Regions from separate parts of the Mus musculus genome. Here region 2 is linked to region 1. The links are chromatin loops, found by intact Hi-C in ENCODE. Cell type or tissue: heart. All regions are shown on one strand. Region 1 overlaps Zfp704 (zinc finger protein 704). Region 2 overlaps Zfp704 (zinc finger protein 704).

Region 1 (4,000 bases):
CATTTCAATGGCTTATCATAAAAGGTGACAGTGTAGATTCATTTCGGTGCTAGAGAATCATCAGAACAGAAAATACTGAGCAGGCAATGGTAGTCCACACCTTCAATCTCGGCACTCGGGGGTGCGGAGGGCAGAGGGCAGAGGCAAAGACAGGAGGATTTCTGTAAGTTTGAGGCCAGCCTGGTATACAAGGGAGCTCTGGGACAGCCAGGGCTAAACAGAGAAACCCTGTCTTGGAAAAGTACAGAAATAAAAATGAAAGCAAAACAAAACAAAAAAACCAAAAACTAGGCACCTATTCCAGTGCAGGGGGGATCATCACAGCCGTGGCTAAGCCTGCTTTTCCTTTGGTAGAACACACTCAAGTATTATGAGAACAATGATATAATGTCTGGAATCTGCTCTTAAAATACTGCACTTAAAAAAGGGAAGCAGATGAAAATCTGCCAGAAGCTGCTGCTGCTGCTGCAGAGGGACGGTAGGTGTGGGAGTTCCCTCTGCGGCTACTCAACATTTCCACGAAATCTAAAACAAAACAGACTTTTTTATGGGGAGGGGGAACTGTTGTTACAGGAGACACTGTCAGGAGAGGAACCAGAAAGCTCTATCAGAAAGGCTGGCTTCTGAATGACCCTGTGTGCCACAGAATGATATGACGCCATCCTAAACATTCAACATTATGTGTAAATAATTTTCTCAGAAATATACAATATGACAGCTTTACACACTCCTTTTAATGCCCTCCCCCACCCGCCCCCAGCAGTTGAGAATATGGGTATTGGATTAATGAGCACTGGTTGCTTCAGGACAGGGTGTGGGCCGGGCACCATGCTCAGTGACAGCCACCCAGTCTTCACTTCCTGCTCAGTCACCTCCAGATCTAGGCTTGGCTGCATTACCCTACTTTATAGATAGAGAAACTAAGGTCTGCAGAGGTGACAGTTTCCATGGTCACATAGAGTACCTGCTCCCATGGTGACCTACACTGCTGACATGTAGGACGACTGGCGCATAAATCAAGGTCACCGCAGTGTACAATGGGAAAAGTGTAGGAAGCTGCTTGGCTGTCACTGCCACAGCCATGGGGCTCAGGGTCAGGTCTGTGCGGGCTCAGTTCCAGCACTGAACTCGGTCACAGATTCAGCCATTATTTAAGTAGAAGAGGGACAGACTGCTCCTAGAGCAAGCAGAGGCAGAGAGAACCAACACCATTGTCCTCTCACTGACGACAGTTCTACAAACTGCTTAGTTCTTTCCTTTATAAGACCATCAATGAGAGGAGTGAGTGGCCCTTTGTCCTGCGAAGGCTCTATACCCCAATATAGGGGAATGCCAGGACCAGGAACCGAGTGGGTGGGTTGGGGAGAAGGGGGAGGGGGGAACGGGATTTTCAGAGGGGAAACTAGGAAAGGGGATAACATTTGAAATGTAAATAAAGAAAATATCTAATTAAAAAAAAAAGCCCATGCAGTTCTATTTTCCTTTTTGAGTGCTTTCTGAAGCCTGGTTATCTTTGGCAGGAGTTCACCTTGGGTCTTAAATAATTCATCCTTCAGTGTCTCTTTGGCACAGCAGGCAGGGGTGGTGTAGGGGAGGGTAGGGGAGGGAGGGTGAGCAAGCCTGTAAGAGGAGCATCACAAGTCAGGAGCTGGCACAGCTGCAGCCCCGAGAGGCCCCGCCTGGATGAGCTCATCCCTTGGCGGCACAGATTAGGATGACATCATGTTTCTGGAGGGCTCTCTAGCCTACTGCAGCTGCGCACAGCGTGCTTGCTTTTCCTGAGCACAGGAAAAATTAGCACCAGTATTTCTAGCTGTTCCTAAGGAAATGGCATTTTATTTCAGTGTGCTGTGGGATGCATAATACATCGCCTGCCTTACTATCAGCTCCCAGCCTATCAGTAAGCAACTCACAAATGCTGTACTTACAGGCTAAAAAGTCCAAGTACAGTGTTCTTCAAAGACTTTTATGCCAAGAGTATAAAACATTACCACACCATAGTATCAAGAACCAGTACTGATCATTATTTACGTACATCTCCTCTGTGTGGGGACAGGGGTCTCTGTGAACCCAATGCCGGCTTCAAACTTTCTATGTGGCAGCAGATGACCTTGAAATCCTCCTGCCTCCACCTCTTTAGTGTTCCCAGTTTCTAGTGTTCTGGGGACGGAAGTCGTCCATGGCGCTCATGTAGCATTTGCTTTAAGCTGGGAGCTGTGCGAAATGCTAAACATCTATTATCTAACTTAATCCTTTGCTTAGGCAAAGAAGGAGAACGGGCCTTTCCATACCTGTCCATACCTTACAGACGGGACACTGTAGCACGGGCCTTTCCATAACTGCCCATACCTTACAGACGGGACACTGTAGCACGGGCCTTTCCATAACTGCCCATACCTTACAGACGGGACACTGTAGCACGGGCCTTTCCATACCTGCCCATACCTTACAGATGGGACACTGTAGCACGGGCCTTTCCATACCTGCCCATACCTTACAGACGGGACACTGTAGCACGGGCCTTTCCATACCTGCCCATACCTTACAGACGGGACACTGTAGCACGGGCCTTTCCATACCTGCCCATACCTTACAGACAGGACACTGTAGCACGGGTCTTTCCATACCTGCCCATACCTTACAGACGGGACACTGTAGCACGGGTCTTTCCATAACTGCCCATACCTTACAGACGGGACACTGTAGCACGGGTCTTTCCATACCTGCCCATACCTTACAGACGGGACACTGTAGCACGGGCCTTTCCATACCTGCCCATACCTTACAGACGGGACACTGTAGCACGGGCCTTTCCATAACTGCCCATACCTTACAGACAGGACACTGTAGCACGGGTCTTTCCATACCTGCCCATACCTTACAGACGGGACACTGTAGCACGGGTCTTTCCATAACTGCCCATACCTTACAGACGGGACACTGTAGCACGGGTCTTTCCATACCTGCCCATACCTTACAGACGGGACACTGTAGCACGGGCCTTTCCATACCTGCCCATACCTTACAGACGGGACACTGTAGCACGGGCCTTTCCATAACTGCCCATACCTTACAGACAGGACACTGTAGCACGGGTCTTTCCATACCTGCCCATACCTTACAGACGGGACACTGTAGCACGGGCCTTTCCATACCTGCCCATACCTTACAGACGGGACACTGTAGCACGGGCCTTTCCATAACTGCCCATACCTTACAGACAGGACACTGTAGCACGGGTCTTTCCATACCTGCCCATACCTTACAGACGGGACACTGTAGCACGGGCCTTTCCATACCTGCCCATACCTTACAGACGGGACACTGTAGCACGGGTCTTTCCATACCTGCCCATATCTTACAGACGGGACACTGTAGCGCGGGCCTTTCCATACCTGCCCATACCTTACAGACGGGACACTAGCACAAAGCCAGTCTCCCTTGCTGACAGCTCACAGCTGTGGACCAGTATATCACAGTCTTCTGTGGGCCACATGGCTCTGTTTATTGACAACCCAAATAACAGGAATGAAGCTAGATATAGTGGCATTTGTCAGTTATTCCAACATTGGAGGAGCTTGAGGCAGGAGCATTGCTTCAAATTGGAGGCCATCTTGGCTATAGAGTAAGAAGATCCTGTCTCACAAATAAAATACAAAAAAGAGCCATCTGATCATGAAAGTGAGAACACTTTGCGCCTGGTGTGTCTCCCCGTGCCAGGGAGAATGGGTGCGTAAGGGTGAGAGCACAGTTCCTAAGGCTGACTATGAGCCAGGGATGCTGTACGCTGCAACCATTTGACAGGATAAATGTAGTTACCAATTACCCTAGCTTACAGACAGAATCAACCAAGCTGAGCATGGTGGTATACAGTTTTAACTCCACTATTGGGAGTCAGAGGCAGGTGGATCTCTTTGAGTTCCATATCAGAACAGAATACATAGTGGGACCTTGTCTTAAAACAAAACAAAAATCAAAGAAGTAACTGCCTAAAAGGCCC
Region 2 (4,000 bases), 73 kb after region 1:
TTTTTTCTACTAGTTTTCCATGATTAATGTATATGTACTTCTTAAAGGAACAATAAATTACTTCAAATAATGAGCCCACTGGCAGTGTGAGGCCCACTGGCCATTAGCATCCCTTAGTTATCTGGTCCTCCGGCCCCTCCTTCCTGAGTTCCTCCATACACATCACACATATTACCCAGGGTAATTTCTTGCAAGGGAACAAAGCTTCAGTTCTATGAAAATACTGCCAATTACCAATTACCAACTGACAAATAAAACTCAGGCTCTTTACTCCAATGAGCAGCTTCTGTTGTTCTAAAGAAAATAATCAGCACATGTATAATAGAATGCATTTGGAGAAATCGCAACTTTTTAAACAAAACTTCACAGCATCTGTTTAAGTGTTAGATGCCTATAATAATGTCCTCAGGTTGGCACATCAGTCTTCCTTAATTTAAAAAAAAAAAAAAAAACACCTGGATTCTGGAGCAATGATACCCACACGAGTCACCAAGGAGGACGCTGCCAACATTGCCCACGTCCTTGACCCACCCATTCTGAGACACGTTCCCCCGAAATTTATAGAACTGAGAAGGCAAGAAGTGTGTGTCAACACTGCCTTGAAGTGATATTACTCACCCACCCAGTCAGATGGGAGGCGCTGGCTCGAGAGCAAGTGATTTCCAGGAATAATTTGAAGAAAGCTAGTTGCCTTCTGAGGCTTTCTGAATAATAAAATGTATTACAGGAATTCTGATACATGGCATGCAGGATAGGCCACAAGGAAAACACGGCTGAGACCAGGCAATGAAGGCACCTGAGTGGGTCCCCTAGCAAGCCTTTAGGTCCTCATCTTGCTCCAGAACGCCACAAGGACTCTTTCAAACTTCTTACAGAGAGCTCTGCCTATCTCCAATTACAGGTTATACATTTGGATTTATTTCTAAAACTTTCTTTCCTAACACACGCAGTTTATATGTTTGGTATCTAAAGATGATATATCACACACTGTGTGGCAGCCGTTATCAGCCTAAAGATTGAAAAATGTGTCACAAAAGGCTTCCACTAACAATAGGAACAGTGGAGTCTGTTGTTTTAAAAATATTACTGCCTGGCCAGGGAGATGGCTCAGCAGTTAAGAGCACTTAACTGCTCCTGCAGTAGACCCAGGCTTGGAGCCCCATGCCAGCATAGAAGTTAACAACTGTCTTTAACTCCACTTCCTCCTTCTGTTCTTCACAGGCTCCAGACATTCATCATACAACATTCAAGCAAAAACACTCATACACACGAGGGGGGGGGGGGGGAGCGGAGAGGGAGGGGGAGGAAAACACATAAGACTCTAAGACTTATCAGTCTTTTTTTTTAAGATTTATTTATTATATGTAAGTACACTGTAGCTGACTTCAGATGCACCAGAAGAGGAGGGCAGGGTGTCAGATCTCTCATTATCGGTGGTTGTGAGCCACCATGTGGTTGCTGGGATTTGAACTCAGGACCTTCAGAAATGCAGTCAGTGCTTTTAACCGCTAAGCCATCTTCCCAGCTCAAGTTATCAGTCTTGAAAGAATGGATAAAAGCTACTTCTAAAAATAGTTAACAGTCCTCTATTCTCTTACTTTAAATTCTTTTAATTTTATGCTGCATACACAGAAAAATAAGTCAGATTGCAAATCTACCCAGTTCTAATGAATATCTGCAGAAAAACCACTTTAAAACCAACTGCTTCCAAACTAGCTCTTACTTCAAGTAATTGTTTGGCCCTCTGAATTCTGTTGTGTGCTGCACATGGAGACAGCATAACTGACTTATGACAACCAGTCTGGTTTGGTCCAGCGTCCACAGGGTTAGAAATCAAATTGAGGGGTGGGGCCGGAAGCCTGGTCTGGTCTGGAGTCATATACTCCACTCTCTCCTTAATTAGTGTTGCAAGTTCCCAGTTTCCTATCACGTGGGCTCACTTTACTATCCCGACAGTTTACTACCCAGCAAAGCATGACTTGGCTTGCTCTCTCAGAGATTAGTCAGCAACATACTTAGGACGGGAAGCTATCACACCGCTTTCTAGTGCAGAATTCTTGGCTAAGTTTCAGGCCTTCTATTAACATTATGTAAGTGAAAACACACAACTTGGTTTTTTGGGTTTTTTTTTTTTTAAGTTCCTTTTAGAAAAGCCTTGAAGGAAGAAAGGAAGAAAGGAAGAAAGGAAGAAAGGAAGAAAGGAAGAAAGAAAGAAAGAAAGAAAGAAAGAATGAATTAATTCAGTAAAGTCCATTCAAGCTCAGCCACCTTGATCTGTTTCACTTTCCCAGGCAACTGTAAGGACAAAGGAGAAATTGGTCTTAGAGGCCAACCCTGTTTGACTCTAGAATGCACAAATTTGACTTTGCCACATTAAACAGATGTTCTGCTTGCCTTAACGTGCTGTTTAAATGGACCAGCCACAGGCACTCGTGTGGTAGCCTTATGCACTTGGCCTTCAGAACAGGTCTAGAATGTAGTTACCTCCCATCACTGCCGCAGTCAGCACTCAGTCCTGCAGCCAGTGTCCTGCCTGGTTACACATGCTGTCCCCTGTCACCGTTCTCCTTGCTCAGAGCACTCGCTGCTACCACCTCCCTCCCTCCACGCCTATCCCAGTTTCAGTCCTGTGAAACTAACTTATCCAACCTTCCATCTCCCCACCCCCACCGCTGCTGTAGTTAGGAGCTATACGGTCACACAAAGGCCCATACCTAAAAGGCGCTGCGGAGATGGGGTGTCATGAAAGGCCTTCACTGGAGGCAAGCCTCTGATGGTCAAACTGGTCCCTGGGTCTGTTTCCTGCTGCCTCTTGCCCATTCCTGCCTGATATGAAAAGGCTCCTCTGCCATACATGCCACAGTGTTTCAAACAAGAGGATGGACTGATGATATCACCACAGCTGGAAGCAAATCTCCTCCCTCAGCCCGGAAAGCTCGCAGCCTGGAGGCTATGGCAGGAAAACTCGAGTTCTAGGCAAAGCTGGATAACACAGCAAGAGAGCTGTTTTAAAGAAAGGAGCCTGACTCTCTTGAGGCGCTCTGTTACAGTAATGGTAAGTTGGCCAACAGACTGTGCCATCGCCACCAGCCTGACCACAAAGCCACAGAACTGCGTGGACTTGGAACTTACGGCAGGCTGCTTCCTGGTCCTCTGTCCTTACATCTCCCCAGGGGATATCAGCCCTGATGCCTGTTTAAAATTGCAATCCTCCGTTCTCAGTTACATACCCAATTCCGCTCTGTCCTGTGGACTATCGTGGTTTCACAGGTAGCAGCCTGGGGTCTGAGCTGCTGCTGTCAGAACACTAGCTCTGTGCGGAGGACAGTAGGTATACTTAGCTTTAGGGGCGGATGCTATCCTAGAACTAGAAGAATGTCTGAAGCAGGGCCATCGTTGCTACGGGATAAGCACACAGGGTTCCGGGTGACTGCAGTGTCACACAGAAGCCCACCTATAAAAGGCCACAACAGGCAGATTCCGAGTTCATGCAGCTGACAAGTGTAAGGTCCCAGAACTCTTCCATCTCAAAGCAACATCCGAGGCTGCCTAGTGTGAAAGAGTGCGCTCTGTGCATCACATGAGAGTCAGATGGCCACCATCTTCTGTAGCTTCATTTTATGGAGGGCTCATCTTTGGGGCTGCAGCCCTTTTTTAAAATAAGAGCTATATAAAGTACAGGTTTTTGGTTGTTAAACTACAGTATTCTCAACCTTCTTTCCACAAGTCCCAGCAGGTTAGTCCAGAACAAACCTTTAGGGAATTATTAAGGCAGAATTTCAGAACGAGTCACAGTTAAGATAATAAAAACTTCAAAGCCCTGGAGGTAATGATCCCACCGTCCAGTGTGCGATGCTCAGATGCACAAGGACCAGCTGGGTCACAGGTCTGATCCCCGCCTCTTCTGCCCACCTGTCTGGGGTTAACAGTAAATCGGACCCATCCATTCCCCAAATGTGTTCCAACATTTGCAATCAATAAAGTTAATGATAATGAAAGC

What was found. A loop is a pair of places that touch in the nucleus more often than their neighbours do. Peaks named below come from ENCODE experiments on the same cell type or tissue, not always from the same donor. Only the 100,000 strongest peaks of a DNase experiment are listed, where the experiment ranks them.
Region 2: it touches region 1 in a loop (1.9-fold over the local background); 3 of 42 quality-filtered maps call a loop at or near these places.

The regions. Positions count from the first base shown.
Region 1 is chr3:9,499,208-9,503,207 of GRCm38, forward strand. All of the region lies in intron 2 of Zfp704 (zinc finger protein 704), which reads right to left. Among named protein-coding and RNA genes, the nearest start is that of C030034L19Rik, 98 kb to the left of the region's middle. In heart, no CTCF peak of the experiment used is centred here; DNase peaks (open chromatin) are centred at 1,074 and 1,704; H3K27ac peaks cover 1,860 bases.
Region 2 is chr3:9,571,865-9,575,864 of GRCm38, forward strand. All of the region lies in intron 1 of Zfp704 (zinc finger protein 704), which reads right to left. Among named protein-coding and RNA genes, the nearest start is that of Zfp704, 36 kb to the right of the region's middle. In heart, no CTCF peak of the experiment used is centred here; a DNase peak (open chromatin) is centred at 1,957; H3K27ac peaks cover 636 bases.